Regions from separate parts of the Homo sapiens genome. Here region 2 is linked to region 1. A link is a contact called in ENCODE Hi-C or POLR2A ChIA-PET data. All regions are on one chromosome and are shown on one strand. The core of a region is the stretch at or near the end of the contact, and the rest is flanking DNA. Distances in the headings are between cores, read along the strand shown.

Evidence for each region. Hi-C counts contacts between places; a loop is a spot of excess contacts on that map. ChIA-PET counts read pairs that join two places held with the same protein, here RNA polymerase II (POLR2A). Pooled maps may share reads with other maps.
Region 2: a map with no recorded cell type shows a loop between it and region 1 (7-fold over the local background). The contact joins two enhancer-like sites. A Hi-C loop is called at or near these places in 11 of 168 maps with a recorded cell type or tissue (HepG2, IMR-90, PC-3 and 8 more), 1 of 37 single-sample maps with no recorded cell type and 15 of 50 pooled maps. POLR2A ChIA-PET finds 5 or more read pairs at or near these places in 5 of 52 experiments (A549, AG04450, BJ and 2 more).

What each region holds. Positions count from the first base shown.
Region 1 is chr6:154,400,965-154,406,886 of GRCh38, reverse strand. It overlaps CNKSR3 (CNKSR family member 3), which reads left to right. Exons shown (of 13, transcript NM_173515.4): 13 at 235-5,922. The coding sequence ends at 533. Among named protein-coding and RNA genes, the nearest start is that of IPCEF1, 47 kb to the right of the region's middle. Within about 2 kb of position 2,931, at least 6 of the 41 ENCODE cell types and tissues checked have a DNase peak (open chromatin) inside an H3K27ac peak, as active enhancers do; they include ascending aorta, where a contact is called at or near this core.
Region 2 is chr6:154,446,579-154,452,500 of GRCh38, reverse strand. CNKSR3 (CNKSR family member 3) reads left to right here. Exons shown (of 13, transcript NM_173515.4): 2 at 2,243-2,406. Among named protein-coding and RNA genes, the nearest start is that of CNKSR3, 61 kb to the left of the region's middle. Within about 2 kb of position 3,605, at least 8 of the 41 ENCODE cell types and tissues checked have a DNase peak (open chromatin) inside an H3K27ac peak, as active enhancers do; they include ascending aorta, where a contact is called at or near this core.

The DNA of each region.
Region 1 (5,922 bases), core at 1,682-4,181:
CCGCCTCTCGGGTTCAAACGTTTCTCTGAGTAGCTGGGACTACAGGCGCCCGCCACCACGCCAGCTAATTTTTGTATTTTCAGTAGAGACGGGGTTTCACCATGTTGGCCAGGATGGTCTAGATCTCTTGACCTCGTGATCCACCCACCTCGACCTCCCAAAGTGCGGAGATTACAGGTGTGAGCCACCACGCCCGGCTGGGATTGTGACTTAATGGACTTTGTCTGGAAACAGGGGAGGATGCCCTTTGCCGGTATTTCAGTAACGAGCGGATTCCTCCGATCATTGAAGAGAGCTCCTCTCCCCCATACCGGTTCTCCAGACCCACGACCGAGCGGCATCTGGTCCGGGGTGCGGACTACATCCGAGGAAGCAGGTGCTACATCAACTCAGATCTCCACAGCAGCGCCACGATTCCATTCCAGGAGGAAGGGACCAAAAAGAAATCTGGCTCCTCAGCTACGAAGTCCTCGTCCACAGAACCGTCCCTCCTGGTCAGCTGGTTTACGCGCCTCAAACTGTTGACTCACTGAGAGGGACCCTGCTCAGGCCACCTGCCTGGCTCCTGCCCCAAGTGCCTTGCTTTTACAGTGGACAGCCTCTTCTCGTTTCAGCCTCAGTATTATGTAGGGACCTTATGCAATTTCTTTTTCTTTTGAAAAGTTATCTACTGCCCTTCTTGGAAGTTTGCAGGATTGGATGGGAACAAATTCAGAGGATCTTAGGTGCTGGCTTGTGGAGACAAAAGGAGGGAAATGGGTAGAGCCTGTTTGTCTTGCTTCCCCAGAGATAGAATGTGAAGACACGCGCTAGAAATCGCAGTCCTGGCCAGAGACGTTATGGTCATTGTGAGGGACTGGTGGCATTGTTCCTTTTTGAGGGGCTGGGGGGACTCAAATTGGTGGCTGTTTTCACACAGATGTGTTGGTTTGTGGTCCAACTTCTTTATCTGAAAAAGCCAGTGAGAAAACATTTTTGATTTGATTTTTCTAAACTATCTACCATATTTTAAGTGTAGCAGCTTTGACTTTGCAATAACGTGGCAAGTATCTGATTTCTCCTTTGAGGCAGAGGTTTAAGTGTAGGCCTGTTACACTTGTTTGATACCTTTTTCATGACAGTCTCAGTATAGATCAGTTGGTACAGAAATACATGAACACATTTTGATAGGGCTTATTTCACACAAAGAAGTTTATGGTTATTTGTGTGGGGTGGTGTTGTTATATATTATTGTCTTTAAGGGAAAAGAAGCTATAAGATTCGCTGACAGCCAAAGTATCATTTAGAAAAGTGAAGCAACAAGATTTAGGTTGATGAAAGATACATGAGTTTGCATTTTGACCTGTTCAGTGTCTGTCTTCCAGCACGGTGTGTACACTTCTTCAAAATTGTACACAGTTTGCTAATTAGAAATATCTTGGAAAGCCTCATGGTCACTAATTTTCAACTAGCATCAGGTATTTTGAAAACGTGTGTCTGGATATTAACTCTTGTTTAAACTGAATGTATGATATTTTGTTAGAATGGAAAAGTACTATCTTGTTAATTTAAGTATTTTAAATATAGTTGTATATTTTTCTTACTCTTAGTCACCTGTAATTGAAATATTTCTGTTTTGCGTCATACACGAAGCTAGTGAAAAAGAAAGTGCAAGGCATTTTCAGATGAGCAAGTGACTATCGTGGCTGTTGCCAGCAGGGCAGTATTGTTAAAAAAAATCAAAATAAACCCTCCCAAGCATTTTGGGATTTTATGGATTAGAAATGGAAGAACAGGAGAAGCATATGCAAAGTGAAATTGCACGAGGGGAATTTTCTGAGGTATCTTCCTAGGCAGAGCCGAAATCTCCTACTCCAAAATGCCCTTTCTCATACCACCGGAATTGTTGAGTTTGCTGAACTGCCTGGAATTCAGCCCATGAAAATCACTGGAGTTAGGAAACATCTTCCCTTTAAAATGCTTCTGGTGTGGTTAAAGGAACTAGCAACCACTCATGTATAATTACTGTGACTGAATTCAGTCAGGCTGGTTTTTTTTGTTTGTTTGTTTGTTTTTGAGATGGAGTCTCAATCTGTCACCCAGGCTGGAGTGCAGTGGCGCAATCTCAGCTCACTGCAACCTCCACCTTCCAGGTTCAAGCGATTCTCCTGCCTCAGCCTCCCATGTAGCTGGGATTATAGGTGCCCGCCACCATGCCTGGCTAATTTTTGTATTTTTAGTGGAGACGGGGTTTCACTACGTTGGCCAGGCTGGTCTCAAACTCCCAACCTCAACTGATCTGCCGGCCTCAGCCTCCCAAAGTGCTGGGATTACAGGCATGAGCCACCACACCCGGCTCAGTCTGGCTGTTTTCTTCTCTACCTCTAAGACAACTGCCATGAAGATCTGGTATTTCGGCCTGGCGCAGTGGCTCATGCCTGTAATTCCAGAACTTTGGGGGGCCAAGGTGGGTGGATTACCTGGGGTCAGGAGTTCAAGACCAGCCTGGCCAACATGGTGAAACCCTGTCTCTACTAAAAATCAGCTTCGCATGGTGGTGGGCACCTGTAGTCCCAGCTACTCGGGAGGCTGAGGCAGGAGAATCACTTGAACCCTGGAGGCGGAGGTTGTAGTGAGCCAAGATCAGGCCACTGCACTCCAGCCTGGGTGACAGAAGGAGACTCTGTCTCAAAAAAAAAACAAAAAGAAAAAGATCTGGTATTTCATGGAGACATGGAGACCCAAGGGTGTTTGGCAGATGGAGAGAAGAGGCTTGCAGTGTGTGACCACAGGGTGTTCAACACACTAGGAGGGTGGGGTGTGGGCTGGGGAGGTCTCGTGTAGGGCACTGGTGATGAGGAGGGAGCTGTGTACGAGGGGCGAGCCAGCCCTGCCTGTTTTACTCTTGTCTTGAGCTGGCTTTATGCCCAGGAAGTGGGTGGCAACATCTCCTCTTACTCCCCAGATTGTGGGGAGAACTCTAAGAGCTGTAGTTCCACTGGATGATGAGTTAAATCACTCTGGAGGCCTTAGCTGGCTGGTGAGCTCTTTTTCTGTGGGGAAAATGCCACTTGTGAATTGAACAGCCATCCTTTAAGTGAATATTCGGCAGTCAGTCTTCATTATAGGCAGTGGCCAACCAGATTGGTGCTTTTCAGCCTTTGTTCCCTGGAGTCCCAGGACCCGCGAGAGAAGTTCCTGGCTCCTCTACTTGCAGTCACCCTCCACAGCTTCATCTTTCTTTTTATTTGAGGTTTTCTCCTGAATTGTGTTTGAAAAATATATTGCTGCTAAAAAAAAAAAACCTTTGTAAACCTCTACTATGGACATACATAAATAATAGTTTAATATGGATTTCTTAGAAATTAATGGAAACTGCTTGCCTCAGTAGTAATCCAGGTTTAATTGTGGACGTGTGTTCACATATGAAGTTGCTTGATGATGCTTTTTGACAGGATTCTTTATTTTTATTTCTTTAAAAAAAATTTTTTTTTTTTTCTGAGACAGATTCTCACTCTGTCACCCAGGCTAGAGTGCAGTGGTACAATCTCAACTCACTGCAGCCTCTGCCTCCCAGGTTCAGGCAATTCTCCTGCCTCAGCCTCCCAAGTAGCTGGGATTACAGGTGCCCGCCACCACACCTGGCTAATTTTTGTATTTTTAGTAGAGATGGAGTTTCACCATGTTGGCCAGGCTGATCTTGAACTCCTTGACAGGATACTTTACAAGAGTGATTGTTAAAACTCTCCCAGACACAACTCAACACCTACCCCTATTATAATATTTTATAGCATCACTTTTCAATCTTCAAATGAAAATCATGGATGATGAAGCTTACCTTCACTCATAAAAACATCACTCCATTTACTATTCTGAAATGAAACTAGCAGGTAATATAACTAGCCTCTAAAACATACCCATCAGTGACGTTCTAACTGAAACAGATAAGATATTTTATAATGAAATAATTATTTTCATATGTACATATTCTAGCATGGTTATATTACAAGATGTAATTAAACTACTAAGCAGGGCACATACTTTGTATGTGTGTGTATAAATATAAATATGTGAAAAATCACCATGAATGTGGTAGTTACCAATTCAGACCTGCTGCATTGGCAGTTCAATACCAGGAAAGGGGTCGATGTCAGCAGTATGATTTTCTAAAATGTGGCCAATTCTTTAGATAAAGTTCTAGGCATACCTAGTCTGTAATGGCTTCACTCATATAGTGCTTGCTGTGTGCCTGGCATTGTTCTAATACCTTTCTAATAAATCTATGAGGTGAGTACTGCTGTTAGTCCCGTTTTGCATATGAGGGAGTTACCCAGGTTATGTGCTAGTCATCCTGGTTATGTGCTAATAATGGCAGAGCTGGGATTAAAATGAAAGCAGCCTGGCTCTGGCTTTCTTGCTCATAATCACTCAGTATATAGGCTTCCTTCCATTTATAGAATTCTCTCATTGCATTCTTGAAAAATCCAAAGCATATTAAAACTGGGCTGAAAATTCTGTGTGTTTATATATAAAATGAAATGAGATCATAGATTTGTTATTGTAAACTGAGTTCCCATCTATATGAATATTGGGCGGGGCAATTGAAAGTTGTGTTGATGAGTCAGCTCTTTGTTGTGAGGGCTGTAAGCTGCAGGGCTTGTGTATCACGCATGCTCCAACAGGTTAAATCTCAGTAGTGGCCGCCCATCAGTGGCACCCCTAACATGCTCACATTTCCAGAACTGCCTCTTGGGCGGAGGTGGGGGAGGGTACCATCTCTTTCAGAACAAGTATTTTAAAAGAAATCCTGTATCCTCCTTAAGTAGTATTTCAGTCTATATATTTGTCCATTTCCTATCTCTGCTTCTCTCTCAGTTCTTTCCCCACCAAACCTGAAATTTCAGAATCTATTTTGTGGGCTTTCTTTTTTTAATTTTTTCCCTGGAAGACCATGAACATTCCTCTTTAGGTTGTTAGTATTGCAGCAAACCCTGAGGTATTGACACAAAACTTTTCATCCGCCAAAGAGCTCGAGTAAGTAAATCTGTCTGACATTTGAATGTCACCAGCAAAGCATGAGACTCATGCTGCCTTTTGCCACCATAGGCATGAATGGTATGGAGAAGTAGGCCTGACTTGTTTTCTTCTATTGTAGATGAGATTAGTTTTGTAGACCATTAGTTCACATTTTGCTCCTACCCTTGTGCATAAAATCACTGCATCATTTCCGTGGGGATGAGACTACTGCAAGCTACTTCCTTGGAGATTCTGTGGAAGATGGACATCTTAAAAGTAAACTACTTTTGGTATGACTGCTCATTGGCTTGGCCAGTGATACTTGATGTTATTTATTTTGTGAGTTACTCTGTGTCTTAATCAGCTCAGGCTGCAATAACAAAATACCATACACTGGGTAGCTTAAATGACAGAAATTTCTCACCGTTCTGGAGGCTGGGAAGTCCAAGATCAAGGTGAGTTCCTGGTGAGCACCCTTACCCTGGTTTGCTGATAGCCATCATCTTCCCATTGCATCCTTACATGGCAGAGAGAGAGAAAGGAAGCAAGCAAGCTCTCCTTTCCCTTCTTGTGAGGGCGCTAATATTCATGAGGGCTCCACCCTCAGGACCTACTCACTTCCCAAAGGCCCACTTATGGTATTAGCTCCGCCTCCTAATACCATTGCTTTGGAGATTAGGGTTTCAACAGATGAATTTTGGGAGGACATAAACATGCAATCCATAGCACTCTGCTTTTGTATATTTTTCAAACCTTTCATGCTAATCAGCTGGAAGGTGAATATTTTAAAATCTATTTTAAAACTGGCTTAAGGAGCACACAAAAGCTGATTTCTGATGTTTCTTCCAATACGTGGAAAATTTTGCATGATGTATTAACCCCTAGTTAGGGTCCCTCAACCCCAGTTGAGGACCTCAACACACATTT
Region 2 (5,922 bases), core at 2,356-4,855, 45 kb before region 1:
CTTAGAACTGGCTAAGTGATTCTGGGTAAACTTCACAGTAATTTCTGTTTTGTCTGTGCTTTCTCAATTTTTTGTACTCAGTGAGATCTGAAATGCCTTTTAAGTGTCTCTAAGATTCTGTAATTCTATTTTAATAACTGTCTTGTTGTTAGACCTTACTGTTGATTTAAGAAGTTGTTGGAGAAGAATTTTTATAATCCTGGGTTATAATCTCGTGTTTGCGAGAAAATGCAGAAGAGCGAGGCTGTGTCCAACAGACCCTTGATGATGGGTGCATCAGCCCTTCTCTTGGCATCTGACCAGCTGTATGACTGTGGACAGGTTATGTATCCTCCGTGAGCCTTAATTCTTTCATCAACAAAATAGTTAGGAGGCTGTCCTTCAATCTTGTCCCTTGTCATGGTTGCCTGCTACAGATAGATACTGCCTCCCCCGCAGACGATTGACTCTGAGTGTCCTGGTGCTGAGGTTGCATTTGCAGCCCAGGTAGGGTGTTGGTCTCAACACCTGTCGACTTGCCTGGCCTCCACTGCCTGCCTGACTCGCGTGCCACGAAGGCCACCTGTAGCTCAAGGCTGTCAGAGCGGAGCTGGGTTTATATCAGTATCCCCAGCCTCACTTGCTGCGTAATGTCTAGCCCCTGGGCTAGACAGATGTCATTTCAGGGAGGATGAGTTGGGTTCCAAATGGTTACCATAGTTTTTTTTATTACTTCCTCTTCCTATATTTAATAGCCCCAAATGGTTATCAGAAAACTACTCTTCTTCCTGTATCTTATTAGGAGGCAAATGGTGAACATTTGCAGGGCAGAGATGTAGTTTAGCCTCACACATCAGATTATAATATCCATAGACTTTAGTATTACAAAAAGTAAGTGCTGGGCCTTTTCTAGCTCAGAGAAATACCCACTGACACAGGTTTTGTGAGGATTAAATGAAATAAATGTGTGTGTGCATCTGTGCGTGTGCGTGTGTGCACGAGTGTGCGCGTGTGTGTGCATGTATGCGTGTGTGCGTGTGTGTGTGTGCGCGTTTGGTGGGGAGGGGCAGCAGCATGCTTTCTACATACTTTTCCCGTTAAATTGAGTGTTCACTCTTTGTGTTAGGATTGAGTTTATATAACTTTTAAAACACTTTTAAATCACTAAGTCTTTTAAAACACTAAGGTGACTTTTATTATTAGGCTTCAATAGATCAATTGATTCAGGGTAAAATGTTATTCCAGTAAAATTATTAAAACAAGTTCTCTGTACAGGAATAAGAATTCTCAAGTTCTATTTGGCTTACTCGTTTTAGTCATTATATACAAGCATTAAAATACGGCACTTTTGGCCATAGTGTTTGACCTGGAAAAATTCCCGTAAGCGAACCCATTTACCATGCCTTTCTATGTGGTACCACTGCTGATACCTGTCTCCTTTATAGTCTGTATTTATAAGAACTTTTTCAGTTGCAAGGGACAGAGATTCGACACAAACAAGCTTAATCTAAAAAGAAAACTTATTTAAACTTAAGTGAAATATTCTAGGGCTAGAAGTATCTTTATTAAGCAAGGTTAGATCCAGGGGCATATAGGATATTATTGGGGGCATTTTCTCTCTCTCTTTCTCAAATGGATTTATTCTCAGAAAACTGATGAGAAAAATGACTGCCAGCATTGCCAAGGTTTATCTTTTGACTTCTGATTGGAAAGTAAGAAAGAGCTTCTCAGTTCTTGTGTCCATATATCAAATATCAAGGAAGATTCTGATTGGTTCTGCTTGAGTCACATGTCCATCCCTAAACCTGTGACTGGCTGGTGTATAGAGCACTACGGGAGACCTGGCCATGTGCCACCCACTGTGGCAAGGCGTCTTGACTGGCAAGCTCCCTGGGATTACGTGGGATGGGAGGGATGATGTCCCAAAAGAAGGGTTGCTTAGCAAACAGACAGCATGTCTGGTCTAGATAATTAGCATTTTAAGTCAACAGGGGTTTGGTGTTTATTCCTTTAGTTTACAGGGAATGAGAAGGTAACTATCATAAAATTCTGTTGGATCACTTGAGAATGTTAAGCTGCCCTTGAAAACCTGTTTGACATGTCATGCAAAAGTGCCCATCAGGTGCAATAGGCCTCACATAGATAACCAGATAGTGGCATCATAATTGTTGATTGCTGAGATTGATGTGACATGTGGGCAGTTTGCAGGGGGTGGGTAAAGGAACAAAATGGCAATAATGGGACTTCTGATTGTTTTTGGCAGGGTTGGATGACTGCCTGCAACAATATGTCCACAAGTTTGAACGAGAGAAGATCAACGGCGAGCAGCTGCTGCAGATTTCCCATCAGGACCTGGAGGAGCTGGGGGTCACACGGATTGGACACCAGGAGCTTGTGTTGGAGGCTGTGGACCTTCTCTGTGCACTGGTTAGTTCAGGAAAAGACGGTCTGTACCGTGATGACGTTCTTTAGAGCCTTGCTCTCTTAAGCCGTCATTGTTTGTGATTTAGCATATCACTCTTTCCTTAATGCTCCATCAAAATAAAACATGAGCTGAAGATACTATAGGAAGGGGAAAAATAAGTTATTTTCTACATTAAAGGTTGGCAAACTATGGCCTGCGAGTTAAATCTGGCCCACTATCTATTTTTGTAAATAAAGTTTTATAGGAACACAACCATGTCCATTCACTTACGTGTTTGTGACTGCTTTCTTGCGACAGTGACAGAATTGAGTGGTTGTAACGGGACCACATGGTTCCCCCAAAGCCTAAAATATTTATTAACTTGTCCTTTACAGAAAGAGTTTGTCTTTTTCAGAAAATCTCTGTATTAGTCTAATTTTCTTTTATAAGGAAAAAATGATGGAAATACTCCTGAATGAAAATGTCACCTTCTGGCGAGGCGCAGTGGCTCATGCCTATAATCCCAGCACTCTGGGAGGCCGAGGCGGGTGGATTGCTTGAGTCCAGGAGTTTGAGACCAGCCTGGGCAACGTAGCAAAACCCTGTCTCTATTAGAAATACCAAAAGTTAGCCAGGTGTGGCTAGCACGCACCTATAGTCGCAGATATTCAGGAGGCTGAGGTCAGAGAATCACCTGAGCCTGGGAGGTGGAGGCTGCAGTGAGCAGAGATCGCACCACTGCACTCTAGCCTGGGTGACAGAGTGAGAACCTGTCTCAAAAAAGAAAAGAAAATGTCATCTTCTAAATTGAAGTGAGAAATAGGTTCTGATTTTCATGTCTGATTTTGTTACTATAAAAAGCGGTTGAGTTTCACAGATATTTGTGATATTTAAATAACTGATATTTGCACTTGACATGACCTATAAAATGGGAAAAAAATGTGGCCTTCATTACATTTTGTAGATGATGGGTTTTGGCTTTAACATGAATGAGTAAAATCCTGCTGGGTCCTGACACTAGAATCACATGGGTAGCTTCGTTAGGTGTGGGCCAAAAACACCTGTAAGGACATTTTGTTTATAAATTGGTTAGTGTGGGTGGGATTCAAGTCTGCCTGTCCCGGTGCCAGGCTAAAGATGCAGTTTACTTAACTGTCAGGATTTGGACAAACTCGACAGCATTCAGGCTGGGTTAGTAATGCCCTGAACCCCAGCCAGGGGTATATACAATTACATCACTGAGAATGGTGGGAAAGAATGTGCTGCTGATGATTTTGCCGTCGCTGGTCTGCGTACTGTTGATTATATAACACTTGCTGCATTGTGTGTATTCTTCTTCTTAAAATGGACAGAGCCTTGTCTTCTGCTCTGAGATGTGCTGCTCTTGTTTAGGAAAGTAATGGGGAAATTATTTGTAGTTGATAAATGAGCTGCCGCCTGGGAGACGCTATGGCCAAGTAGTCTGAGCACGGGTCTGGGAAGCAGGAATTTGCATTCTAATCCTGGCTCTGCTACATGCTACTCCCTCTGTGACCTCTGGGGAAATGGTGATGTCTGTTTTTCCCATCTGTACAGTAACGCTCACCTTAGATGTGGCTGTGTACTATTGTGTGTTTTGCACTGCCCAGACATCTAAGCATCCTGTTTATTACCGAAACTGTATTTTCTTTTTTTTTTTTTTTTGTACAAACGTGTTTGAGTTTACTTTTATTATACTTTCTGGGAACATGGCTTTTCCGTCTTTTCTGCTTGATGTTTTGCAAATTGTCTCTTTCACTTTGCAGTAATACTTTGAGGACAGGTAAATTTACTTGGAAATCCAAAGTAAGAGAGGCAGGAAGGGTCAGCTAGAGACGCATCACATGCATCAAGTGGGATGATAAACGTAACAGCTGCCTCTGGGCATTCTCTTTGCTTTTTCCTCTTCTCTACCTCTTAGAGCATTAGGCTAAAATGAACAAAGCTGGACAAATGCCAGAACCTAAAGCTGTGTTTTATCTCCTACAATTTCCTTCTAATTTCCTTTGTAGACCAAGCTTTGACCTCAGACTCATTCTGGACCTGCTCTGTGCCAGTGACTACATTGGACAGGGGGGGTCACTTAGGGGTTCACAAAAGAGTGTGGATTATTTTAGTGAGTTTTACTAAAATGTCTTTAGTCTGGATATAATCTCCTTTTTGAATATTCTTATTATAATTCATATACTAATTATACTGTCTTTTTAATCCATTTATAGCATATAGATCTTTGGATATATAAATTGGTGATGCTTTGAACAGAACATCTCCAGGGCAGTTAATGTGTAAATGCAGTTGGCCTTGGTGTTATAAAAGAGGTTTCTATGTAAACTTAGTTTAGTGGATGTTGATTTTATGATAGACAGGAAATGAATATAATTAAAAGTAAGGAAGGGGGAGGGGAGAAACAAAACCACTGGAAAGTATCAATGTAAGGAGAGGGGCAGATAGATGGGCAGGAACCTAAAATAGGAAACAGCTATTAATGAAGATTCCAAAACTGGTGAGCAGTGGCTCACAAATTAGCTGGTCATGGTTAGAGAGCAATGAGAGAAACCATCTTTTGTGAACATTGACTTTGGCTGGCAGTCGTGGCTTAGGAGAGTGATTTGTATTATATGATGAGACCAGGACCACTTTCCCAGATTGAATTAGAATCTGTACCCAATTTTTCTTCCTCTCTCTGGGTAGAGGGTACCTGAGACCGATTATAGAGCTGCTCTTTTCAGTAGGATAGCTGTTACCCAATGTGACTGTCTAAATGAAAATCAACTAAAATAAAAAAAAAATTCAGTTCCTCGGTTGTACTAGCAACACTTCAAGTACTCAGAAGCTCCATGTGGCTAGTGGCTACGATATTGGACAGCACAGATAAAGAACATTTTCATCTGTGCATAGAGTTCTGTTGGCCAGTACTGGTCGAGAGGGTGTGATTGAGAATAACCAGTAAGAATAACCAATAAGGATAAGTATGACTGTGGCCGGGTGCAATGGCTTACACCTGTAATCCCATCACGCCTGTAATCTCAGCACTTTGGGAGGCCGAGGCAGGCGGATCACAAGGTCAGGATATCGAGACCATCCTGGCTAACATGGTGAAACACTGTCTTTACTAAAAATACAAAAAATTAGCTGGGTGTGGTAGCGGGTGCCTGTAGTCCCAGCTACTTGGGAGGCTGAGGCAGGAGAATGGCGTGAACCCAGGAGGTGGAGCTTGCAGTGAGCCGAGATCATGCCACTGCGCTCCAGCCTGGGCGACAGAGTGAGACACCATCTCAAAAAAAAAAAAAAAAAAAAGATAAGTATGACTGTAACCTGTGTTCTTTGCCAAGTCAGTGAGGCCCTAGTTTACTGAACACCAAGGCATGGGCAGCTGTGTTTTGAAGGTTGAAGGAGGTTGAGAAATGAACAGAGTTGGAATTGATGCATGTGTTAAATGATGCTACCTAGACTTGGGGTTAAATGAAGTACCTGTCATGAATCTATGGGCCTAGAGTGCTTATGCGCACTGGTATACCTCT